Regions from separate parts of the Mus musculus genome. Here region 1 is linked to region 2. A link is a contact called in ENCODE Hi-C or POLR2A ChIA-PET data. All regions are on one chromosome and are shown on one strand. Each heading gives the region's core, a stretch centred on a gene start or an enhancer-like site at or near the end of the contact. The rest is flanking DNA. Distances are from core to core; before and after follow the strand shown.

What was found. A loop is a pair of places that touch in the nucleus more often than their neighbours do. ChIA-PET counts read pairs that join two places held with the same protein, here RNA polymerase II (POLR2A).
Region 1: a map of Patski shows a loop between it and region 2 (2.1-fold over the local background). The contact joins the promoter of Rnf149 here to the promoter of Map4k4 in region 2. A Hi-C loop is called at or near these places in 2 of 37 maps with a recorded cell type or tissue (Patski and v-Abl transformed pro-B cells). POLR2A ChIA-PET finds 5 or more read pairs at or near these places in 2 of 5 experiments (Patski and embryonic stem cell).

What each region holds. Positions count from the first base shown.
Region 1 is chr1:39,575,677-39,581,702 of GRCm38, reverse strand. It overlaps Rnf149 (ring finger protein 149), which reads left to right and starts at 4,356. Exons shown (of 7, transcript NM_001033135.3): 1 at 4,356-4,876. The coding sequence starts at 4,429.
Region 2 is chr1:39,898,003-39,903,544 of GRCm38, reverse strand. Map4k4 (mitogen-activated protein kinase kinase kinase kinase 4) reads right to left here and starts at 2,632. Exons shown (of 32, transcript NM_001252200.1): 1 at 2,259-2,632; 2 at 1,971-2,036. The coding sequence starts at 2,315.

The sequences.
Region 1 (6,026 bases), core at 3,107-5,606, 320 kb after region 2:
GGGCTTGGAGGAGAAGTAGAGGCAAACAGAGGGGAGCAGAGCCATGAGGGCAGGAAATGGGGGTACAGAGAACAGAAAGAGGAACATATGGGAAAAGAGGGGGGAGGGAGGAGAGAGGGGGAGGGCGGGAGGGGGAAGAAGGGAGAAAGAGGAGGGGAAGGGAGGGGGAGAGAAGGGGGAGAGGGAGGGAAGGAGAGGGAGAGGGGGACAGAGAAAGAGAGAAGAGAGAAGAGAGAGAGAGAGAGAGAGAGAGAGAGAGAGAGAGAACTGATGGGAACAGTCTTTTATCTGATGCCACTGCACTTGGCAGCAGCTATTGCTAGGTCCCCGGGAGGAGCCTAGAGGAGTCTCTATATCCTAACACAGATGAGGGCTACTTAGAGCATGAAGGGCTTCCGTTGCTCACAGTTGAGGGTCCACTCTGTTGTATATATATGGGAAGTAATAATGTTAGCTGTATGGGGCAGCTAGTCCCACCATCTCTGCAGACTGGAAGCAGAGAAAGTTCACTTTATTGTTCTGCTTGCTTTCTTACTTTTTAATTCATTTTGGGATGGTACCACTCACATTCAGTTAAACCTCTATCTTCAGATAAACCTTTCTGGAAACACGTCACAGGCATACCCAGGGGTGTGTTTACATGGTGATTCTAAAACCAATCAACTTAACAAAAAGTAATACTCATGAGTAAGTATTAAAATTATTATAAAAAATTATGTGATGTTTGGTGTGTCCTTCAGAGTGATGTAACAAGAAAAAGGAAGTACATGTCAACCTAAAATTGCCAGCCACACTCTGGTCATTCTTGAACCTAAGTTAGGAGTGTAGACAGCTTCATTCCGTTAGCTTCTCTACTCTGAGAACTATTTGAATACTCCTGTACTAAAAGGCAAGGATCTCTCTGTTCTTTCCCTTCCAAAAATAAGGGTTGAGGATAAGCCTGGTCAGCTCTTCCACAGAAGGAGAATTGGAGTGGTGAAGTCAGGATACGAGAAAGTCTTGGAAGTGTGAGTCCGAGGCAGCACCTAACAGCAGGGAAAGCCAGCTGGGGCTTGGTTTGATGATCAAAAAGTAAGAACCCAACTACATGGGTAGTGGCGAATGCCTCTAATCCCAGCACTTGGGAGGCAGAGACAGACAGATCTCTATGAGTTCAAGGCCAGCCTGGTCTTCAGAGTAAGTTCTAGGACAGCCTGGGCTATGATGAGAAACTCTGCCAATGGTGGCAGGGAGAGAAGAAAAGAGAAGAGAAGAGAAGAGAAGAGAAGAGAAGAGAAGAGAAGAGAAGAGAAGAGAAGAGAAGAGAAGGAGAGTAAGGGAAAGAAAAGAACGAGTAAAAACCAAGAAGTTGTGCAGGACCCAAGAGTTCAAAAGCATTAAGGGCTGCCTCATTAGTCCATTGGACTTCTTTGAGTGAGTGTTTAATTAATCATGAGTTCTGTACCATGGAATAGTAAAAATCTGCTTTATTCATATGACAAGTGTTTGCATTCCGTCTAACCTCCACCCAACAGTTACCTAGCAACAGCCAGGTAGGCCTGACCCACTATAAAAGGGGCTACTTGCCCCTTCCCCCTCTCTTGCTCTTTTGTTCTCTTGCTTTCTTGCTCCTGCTCTGCCCCTTCCCCATTCCCTTCCCCCTTCTCTCTCTCCATGTGCTCATGGCCTGCCTCTCTCTCTCTCTCTCTCTCTCCCCCCCCCTCTCTGCCTTTCTCTGCCTCTACTACCCTCTTAACTCCCCTCCCCATGCCCTGAATACACTCTATTCTATCTATTCTATACTATACCATCATGTGGCTGGTCCCTCAGGGGGAAGGGTTGCCTTGGCATGGGCCTGCAGAGACACCCCCTTCCCCCACACCTCACCACATACTCCCATAGAACATATCCCATCTTCTCTTTATCTTTTTATAAACACATCATTGGAGGGACTGGGATTTAGAAACTCTGCAGGTTTGCATCCCACTCCAGCTATCACATGGAGATTCACACTCACTAGCCTAGAACTTGGAAGCCCCCGTTCCCCACTGGTCAGAGTAAACTTACATCTGCATGCTCCCAACATACTGCTAGTTGAAGCTGGCACTCGAAGAGAGCAAGCAAGAAATCCTGGCCCTTATGAAGGCCCCAAACCTTATTCCGAAATCAGTATTGGTAGCATGAAATTAATGTGCATACATATTATGCACAAGTGACATGGGAAACCGAGCTTTTGTTAGCCCATGGTCAGCCAAGACAGGTTTTACAGAAGAAACAGCTGAAGGGTTAAAATTTCAAAACCAATGTAGTGTTTGCCCGAACAAGAGGCAGAAGGAAGAGGTCATTTCAGGAAGAAGGAAATAATGTGTCAGACAGCAAGAAACCACAGCGCTGTGTTCTGGGAACTAAAAGCCTTTGCATTGCTGAAGCACAGCGCCAGGGGTTCTCGGGAGTGTTCCTCAGGCTGAAACACACCATCTTGTTCTGGGTCTAAAACATGGGAAAGGCCTTAACCTGGAAATCCTATTGGCCTTTAAAACATGCTTTCCTGGGGCTGGGGCGATGGGTCAGTGGTTAAGAACCTAGGTTTGATTCTGAGCACCCATATAGTGGCTGGCAATAGTCTATAACTCCAGTTCCAGGGCTAGTCAAGGGACATAAAACATACATGGTGAATAGATATATATGCAGGCAAAACACTCACATACATAAAATAAAAATAAATACATTATTTTAGTAATGGGAGTGGGAGAAGAGGTTTAACTTTAAAGCTACTCCTAGCTGGAACTCAGGCTGTGTCTCATACCACAGATGCAATCCAAAAGATAAAAAGAACCAGGTCTAACCTAAAACATATTGGTCTGGGCCCCAACAAACTACTTCCTGTAATTATAAACTCTTGCACAAAGAAGGAAGACTAGTGAGTCAATCAGAAATCAAAGCCCTGAACTTCATTTCCAGCTCCTTAGTGGTTTGTTTGGTAGAAATAAAGAGACTGACGATGATTTCACGAATCACACAGTTTATTGCCACACAAAGGGGACTTTTGGCATTTGCTCACACTGAGTAAAGAGGGGGAAACAACATGAGCAAGCCTCACAGGGAACATGGTTCAGAAATGCGGCAGCACAACGGCATAGTGAGTGAGTTTTGAAATCATGAGTTCAGTTGCTCCATCAGAATCGAAGCAGGCCTCTGCTGAAAGTCCAGTGTAATTAAAGACTTGGTGTTCCTTTATAGAACTGGTTCTCAGGAGAAACTGGTTTGACCAATACAACAGAGATCTGTGAGGTGACCTGAGGCCCCTCAGATAAAAAGGATAATATAAGTCAGGCTTAGGGATGAGTTGAAGGTCTGTCACAGTATATGCCTGTGTGTGTATGTCTTCAGAATAGTGCCTAACAATGTATAGCTATGCATTAAGTCCATCACTTAAGTGTCCACTTCTTAGGTTTAAATACATTTTGATATTCAGTAGCTCATATATGAAGAGGTATTTTAAATGTCTTTTGATATTTGGTAACTCGGGTGTGATGTCTCCTCAGCGTTATGGAGAGATCTCCTGTGTTTATTCGGGTCTAGTCAGACTTCACATTCTTCAAAGGAAATACCTTTCAGGTTCGCTGGGGTTGATCTACCAGAGCATCTCAAATCTCAGCTCTACTCAAGATTTTACCGGAGCAGAGTTACCATACTTGCATTTAACTATGTTTAGTGTGTTCAGGATCTTTTAATGGTACACTGAAAGTATCCACCCACTGTGTTGTCGAAGGACTATCTATCAGCCACCATTTACCTCCAAACAAATCCTTTCCCCTTTTTCCCCCCTTTTGATTAATGTAGCACCTTCGTCTTCGTCCAAACAGAGGCACACATAAACTAAGGAGAAGGAAGAAAGGGCTCGAAGGCAACCATTGAGAAAAGAGCAACAAAGAATTTAATATATTACAGAGTTTGTAACAAAAGGCATCTGGACAACTTGACTTAGTGGTTTTTGTTGTTGTTTGCTTGTTTGTTTAAGTGGTTTAGGCAGCCAGGCTTTTGCCGCGTGCCTTGCACAGTCAACTCCACCCTCTGAGAAACTTTACACAACCGCAGTCCCACGCTGGCCGACCCGGAGCGCACAAACTTCCCCAGACTTGGGGACTCTGGCAGCAGGGTTGCACAACTCTCTGCAGCATCTGCAAGCTTCAGCTCGGCCGCCCACAGCCCTGCGGCACAGACCCTGGCGCCTGCGCACTCCTCACGCCCGCGGGCAGGGCCCCACCCCTTCCGTCGCCACGCCCCGGTCACGCCCCTCCAGGTGCGCGTGCGCCGCGGGTCCGCCCCCGCCGCGCTCGGCGGTCTCTCGCGAGCCGCCGCCGTCTCCTCAAAGCTGTGGGCCAGCCTGGAGTGAGTCGCCTCGTTCTGACTCGCGCTCTTCTTCCTCAGTAGCCCGGCCGGGCGGCCATGGCGGCGCGGCGGCGGCCCGCGGCCGGCGTGGGAGCCCGGGACGCACTCGCGGTGCTGGCGCTGGCCTTGTGTACTCCCGGGGTGGGCGGCGGGGCGCTCGAGTGGTACTCGGCCATGGTGAGCATCGAATACGTGGACCCGCAGTCGAACCTGACGGTGTGGAGCGTGTCGGAGAGCGGCCGCTTCGGAGAAAGCTCGCTCCGGGAGGAGAGGCAGGGCCTGGTGGGCGTCCCGCGCGCGCCCGCGCCCGCGGAGGGCTGCGCGCCCGACACGCGCTTCGTGGCGCCCGGCGCCCTCGGCAACGCGCCCTGGGTGGCGCTGGTGGCGCGAGGCGGCTGCACCTTCAAGGACAAGGTGCTGGCGGCGGCGCGGAGGAACGCCTCGGCCGTGGTGGTCTACAACCTGGAGAGCAACGGGAACGCCACCGAGCCCATGTCTCACGCGGGTGAGCAGGCCGGGCGCTGGGCCGCTGGCCGCGGCCGGGGCGAGCCTGGTGGTTCCCCGGGTGGTGTGGAGAGGGAAGTGCGTGCACACGCTGCAGGATCGGAGCTTCACCTCGGGAGGGTGAGAAAGCTGGGAAGGGCCCTCGGCCGGGGAGTAGCAAACACACCGGTGGCAGGTCCTACGGAGTTCAGTAACTCTACAGATTCCCGAACCCGGGTCGCTTCCTAAGGTCGGCTCACGGACTCCCAAAGTTGGTTGAGTGGAGAGTGTGTAGGAGTGGACGGCTGGCGCCGCCAGGCTCGCATTGTCTCTTCACCAACCTAAAGTGGCTACTCGATGTGGTTTCTTCCTCTCGATGAGGCGAATATGAGTGTTTTCAAAACCCTGGATCAAAAAACCTGGGTTTTCTTGCTGTAGTTTCTCTCTCGACGCATGTAGGGTGATCGCACTAGCTCCTGGTTTGGACAGTTTGAATTCAGATGAATTTTTTTTTTTAAACTGTTTTCATTGAAGGAAAGAAAGGCCTTGCTACCTCTGTCAGGAGGCCACCTCTAAACACGCTGTTCCAGGGGACAGACAAGGATGAGTTTGCAAAATGTCATCCTTGGGACAGAGTTCTCTCCGGGGACCCAGAATTTGATTGTGTTTCTCTTGTGCCTTCTAAGATCACATTAGCTTTAGGCATCACACGGTTGACTCATTCTGAATTTCCTGTGATTAGGGTTTTTAAGTTTCTGCTACTAGCTAAGACATCTTTCTTCCTGTACTGCATTTTTGTTCTCGTTCTGTTTTGGTGTGCATGCGACACAGAGCTTATAAAGACAGAAAAGTGACCTTGGGTTTAACCATTTTTTTTAACGCGGTTGGGAATGATGGCCATTTGATGACAAGGAAGTGAGCTACGAGTACAGATCAACTCTTTTTTTCTTGGTTGACTCCAGATTAGGAGAGAAATGGGTATAAATTGCAGAAGCATAGCAGGGTGAAGTAAGAGAAGGTAAGGAACACTTGAAATGGTGTGAAAGTAATCTGCTAGAATGGAGAAATGTCCAGAGAAGTCGGGTCTTTAAGAACTCAAGAGTTTGTTGGCTGTGGACCACGGTGGTGGGTGAGAATAGACCGATGTCCCTGCGGTGGTGTTGACTCAGGCA
Region 2 (5,542 bases), core at 1,383-3,882:
TACTATGTATGGGTTACACGCACCTTTTACATCAATGTCTTAAGAGATTTGAACTCAATATTTTTCAACTGCACTGGGTATAGTTAACACATCCCCGTTACTCCCCAAAAGCAGTGTTTAGCAAATCTACTTCAAAAGCCTGGGGGCGGGGTGGGGGGCGGTTAAAAGAGGAGAGGTAGAGGACAAAGAACTTGCCCAGATTAACACCACAAAGTGTCCACCTTTTAAAACCAACTAAACCCACGCTGGCCTTTTAAAAGGCACTACTGCTTTCTGGCTTAGTTCTCTACCCGCAGTTTCCACGCTGACCCAGGGAAACACAAACAATCCAACTACTGTGTAATCAGGTCAAAAACAAGCTCTGGCTAACTCACTTGGAAGAGTCTACTCACAACTTAGATCTGGCCAGAAAAACTAGGTTAGAAAAAAACCAATCCGTGCTTAAACAAACTCTGGAGCTGGGAAGAGTGTCTTTAAGCCAGTTACCAGCCAGCCACTCCAGTGAGTTGCAACACAGTCTTTTCCAAAATTTTCCAAAGCCTTCCAAATTCAGTTGGGCCCAGCAGGCTGTTAACAGGGCTCCCTTTCAAATTCAAAAATCTGGCCCAGGCCCCAACAGTTAACCAACAAAACATGCTAATTCACTTGAGATCACCTAAGAGTACTGACTCAGGCTCTGACCACAGGCAGGCCTGTCAATACCACCTTCCAGGCCCCGTGCTGGGGAGAGGGGGAAGCTGGAGCCCCGGAGAAGCAATCTTGAGCACATAAACCCTATTCACAAGGCTGAAAAGGGACAAAAGAATCCACACTTAATTTGGCCTCAGAAAATGTCTACAGTCAGCTTCAACCACCACCCCCATTTTTAGGGAAACAATGACAATTCTTCATGGTGAGCCACAAAGCCCTCCTTCATAAGATAATTTTTCTCTGTGTGTGTAGCTCAACCTTGACCCAGTCCCAGTAACTAGAAAACTCCCCAAGCAAAGATAATTCCAGAAAACCGTTTACCAACAAGAAGGAAATCAGGAAACCGAACGAACGTAAAGGTTTTTGCTTTGTTTTGTTTGTGTTTTTTTTTTTTTTACACTTCGGAGCCTGAGCCGCCTTCTAGACCGAGCGAGCGAAACAGAATGAACAACAGTTCACAGCCTTAGGTGCCAGCTCCGCGGCGACACAGGCCAACAGATTCCTCAGCTTCATCTGCAGCCCAGGGAGGAGGATAAATTTAAAGAGAGAGAACGACCAGGGGTGGCGGGTGTGAAGTCTGGCATCCTCTCTACTCCTTGCTCTCTCTCCTCCCAGCCATCTCAATTACACAGCTGTCACAAAGGTTATTCCTGGAATTCACATTTTATAATCCCCACACTGTAATTCCTCCTGTTCCCGTGGCCCAAAAGCACACTCCCCCGCCCGCTTCCCCAAGATACTGTCCACTAGAACAGGGTATGCTGGCCAAGCTTTAAAATCAGTACCAGGTAACGCTAGCCTCCCCAAGTTGGAGCCTACGGCAAGCACTCCGAAGGCAGAAGCACGATGACATGTCTCAAGAATACCAAGGCAGTGGCTGAGTGGAGTCATAGGCAAGGCCTGTCTACACCGAATTTTAATTCACGGACAAACGCAAACGCATGAAGGCCAGATTTGGAGGAAAGGGGGTTTGGGGGGAGACCCTGTGGTCACCCTCGAACACAAAATTCCTTTTCTATTTTGCTAAAGCCAAGTGCATGCCTAACAGTGTAGCTTATTTCCTTTATCTCAAAGCCAGGAAATGAGGTCTTTTAAGGCCAGTCTGAACACAGGCAAAAAAACAAAAAAGAAAAAGAAAAAAAAAGAAAAGCCAGGCGAAACCCCCTTTCCCAACTTTGGCCAGGCGGCACGGCCTGCAGTCAGCAGCGTTTCGTCACCCTTTCCCTCGTCCCCTAAGAAGTTTCTCCACGCCACGGGGAACAAAGGCGCCCCACACCGACCTTATAGACTTGTCCATAGGTGCCATTTCCAACCACTTCCACCAGCTCAAAAATCCCAGCAGGGTCCTGGAGAGAGAGGAGGGGGAGGTTATCAACTCAAAAGAGGGACCCCAACCGAGGAGGGCGAGAGGGCGGAGGGAGGGATGCAGGGCGGTGACAAAGGCTCGCCCCGCCGGGTCCCCGGGAGCGCCGTGGCACCCGCCCGCCCGCTCGCCCGGCAGACAAAGGGGCCGCCGCGCCCGCGGGTGTCCGTGTCCACCGCGGCGCGCAGGGCGCGGCCGCACTCACCCGCAGGGACGACAGGTCAATGTCCACCAGGCTCTTCGCGGGAGAGTCGTTCGCCATCTTCCCCGGGTCGCCGCTCCGGGAGCGGGCGAGAGAGCGAGAGACGGGCAGGGGCTCGGCGGCGCCGGGGCTCGGGCCGCACGGGCAGGCCGCCGCCGCCCGGGCGGCTTGTCGTCCGGTCGGAGCGGAGCGCGGCGCGGAGAGCGCTGGCCGCGGAGCTCACACCATGGCTTGGCGGTCCTCCCTCGGCCCCCACCCGCCCCCCGGGCGTCGCCCGCCGCCTCAGGCCCCGGCGCCCCGCGCGCGCGCGCCTGCACGAGCGGCCCGGAGCTGGGGCCGGAGAGCGCGGCGAGCGAGCGAGCGCGAGGCCGCGAGACAAAGATGCCGCGGGAGGCGGGGGCGGGGGCGGGGACGCGGGGCACCGACCGGCGCCGCTGAGGAGGGGCGAGCGACTCCCCCGCCCCCTCCGCCGGGAGAGCGGGCGGAACCCGGCCCTCGCCCTCGCTCGCTCGCCGCCCGCCCGCGTGAATATTCAGCAGGGGTGGGGCTCGAACAATGGCCGGGCGGCCGGCCCTCCGCGGATGGTGGCCCGGCCCGGGGTGGGGCCGGGAGCCCTCGGGGCCTTCCCGGAGGAAGTGCGGGGCGCGGCGGAACACCCCAGCCTCCGCTAACAATGAATGAAAGACTCGGAGCGCCCCGGCGGCCCCGTGGACACCCCACCCGCGCCGCTCGCCCGGGAGAGGGTGTGCCAGGACGCGCCGGGGTCGGGCCTCGGACCCCTCCGCCGCCTACGGCCGGTCGGTCCCGTAGACCCTCGTTTCCTTTTTACCCCCCAAGGGGTGTTCCTCTCCTTTCTCCTTTCCTGTCTCAGTTTGTGGCTTGGTTGCTGCTGGAGGATTCGCTGAGCATCACTTGACCGTCCGGGAGAATCCAAAACAGTCGCTGTGATTGCTCGCTGCTGTGTTCCCCGAGCCAGTTTGGCCCATGGGAGGGAGGGCGGACGGGCGAGCCCTCTGCTCGGGATCTAAAACCCTGACAGTACCTGGATGGAGATCACCACGGGTCACCAAACAGGCTTCTTCCAGCATGCCACAGCAAGTCAGCTAGGCAGTTCAACTACTGTCCCTCTTTATCACGTCCCAGGACCAGCCAAAAACATGTTTAGTGACTCCCTGTTACCTCACAGCGGGTGTTCTCAACAGTATCCCAGAATGGCCAGGTACAAGATCGCTGTAAAATTGCTTGACTCCCACATGTAGAAGGCCTAGAATGGGCCTGATAAGTTAAGAGATGAAGCTAAGCTTGGTGTTACATGGCGCCCCCCAAAATCCACTGTTTCATGGGCATCTAGTTGTCAATAACGTTCTGCACCTCCCTCCCCACACACTCCACACTGTTCTGATTTAAGCAGTACACACCTTATAGCCTCGGAGTAGAAAACCCCCAATACTGCAATTGTTGTACTCAAACCCTAAAGACCCTAGCCTAGAGAGGAGCGAGCATACTCTCCACTTCGGCCTATACCCAGAGTTCAAGTCGCTGCCCCCAGAGAATGTCCAGCGCTCTTCTGCTTGGGTTACGTTCTAAGATGTTTGACATGAGACTCCATTGTAGAGTGAAATTATATTCGGAACTCCCAATATCTGTTCCTTAGGAAACGCACAGGAACAAAAATGTTGGTGAATTTGTTAGCGCTTGTCTGGTTTGGCTTTGTTATTATTTATTGATAATACAGTGATGTGTGCAGCCCATTTCATATATCTTATCTTACTGTTCTTCACGTGAACCTTGAGTGGTACTCTTAATTTTGCTGCTTTATACATTAGGAAATAAAATCTGAAGAATTACCTCGCCCACTGTGCACAGCTGATGGCTATACAAATACGGCAGTCTCTCGGCACCGCCCCCCTCCCCAACCCACCCCCACTCCCAGTCCCTAATCCCAGTCTTTCCACAGGTTAACATCAGACCTATGACATGGAGGCCTACCTCATACCACTTCCTTCTTATCTATATGAATCCTTTCCCATCAGTTCAGAGCCATTACAGCCATTACATCCTACTATCTCGGATTTCTCCAAGCCCCGCCCCCCCCAACCCCTATCCTAAGATGCAGTGAGCAGGATCCGTACTGAAGCCATTGTTTTCCATTTTCAAGGCAGTATCTATTATTGAAAGGGCAAGCCAGCGCCCAGGATATCTGAAAGAGCATCACAATTTGTCCTCAGAGAACTTAAAGCTAATGTCCAAAGGGCAGTTTGTAAATACGCATAATATTATATTGTAATTCCAGCCAGACAGAAAGAACACTAAGCAGGTGTTCTCTGAAAGTCTCCTGGATTTAGAGCAAAGCTGAACTGGGTTTGAACCCTGGCTCTATTATTTATCAGTTGTGCAACCTTGCTCCGGCTGCCTAACCTCTCAGCCTATTTCCTCTCCAGTATACCAGATAAAGGCAAGAGATAAGAAAGACAAGAAGCCAGGGCTCAGGCAGGAGCAGTGAGGACTGTGACTAGGTCACGGGATGGTAGATTCTCCAAAGACATGACACCTGAAGGAATTCCAGAAAGTGCCATAGAGTCAACGGGTAACCCCTCTACCTGTGGCTCAGACCTCTCTTTACACTTGCTAGCATATTGCTGGGAGCAGAGGAAAAGATGGGGTTTGCTGGATAACGGTGACCCAATGTTTGCTTTTGAACCCAAAGCCAAAGTAAATGGAACGAACAGTCTCACATCTGCCCCACTTGAAATGAGCTCTGTGGGTAAACTCTTGCTGAAAATGTACATGTATTCGTTCACATAATCATAGCAAAATATCTTGAACTGGGTAACTTTAGTATGGCAGCCCTCTGTTATATTTCTCCTTTCTGTGGTATCCTTTACCTGAGACCAACGTTAGTCTGAAAAGCGTTAAATGAAAAGTTCGGGATAAATTTTACAAGTTCTAAACAACCTATTACAGCATCTTGTTATAATTGTTTTACTTTATTGTTTTTAGTAAATCACTGTGCCTACATTATGAGTTAAATGTTATCGGGTATGTATAGGAAGTTGATACATATATATTACACATACAAATGAGTCTCTGCCTATTGTGTCATTGTGGGTGTTTAGCTACCATCTCCATTTTCACACATCCATTGAGGATCTTGGCAACTATCCCCTGCAGATAGACTACTTTCTTGTACTTCAGAGTCTCTGTGTGTCCAAGATGAAGGTTTTAGACTACCTGGTTTTGAATAAGGGCTCTTCCTGTCTGGAAGACATCCATCTGGGTGCCTGAAT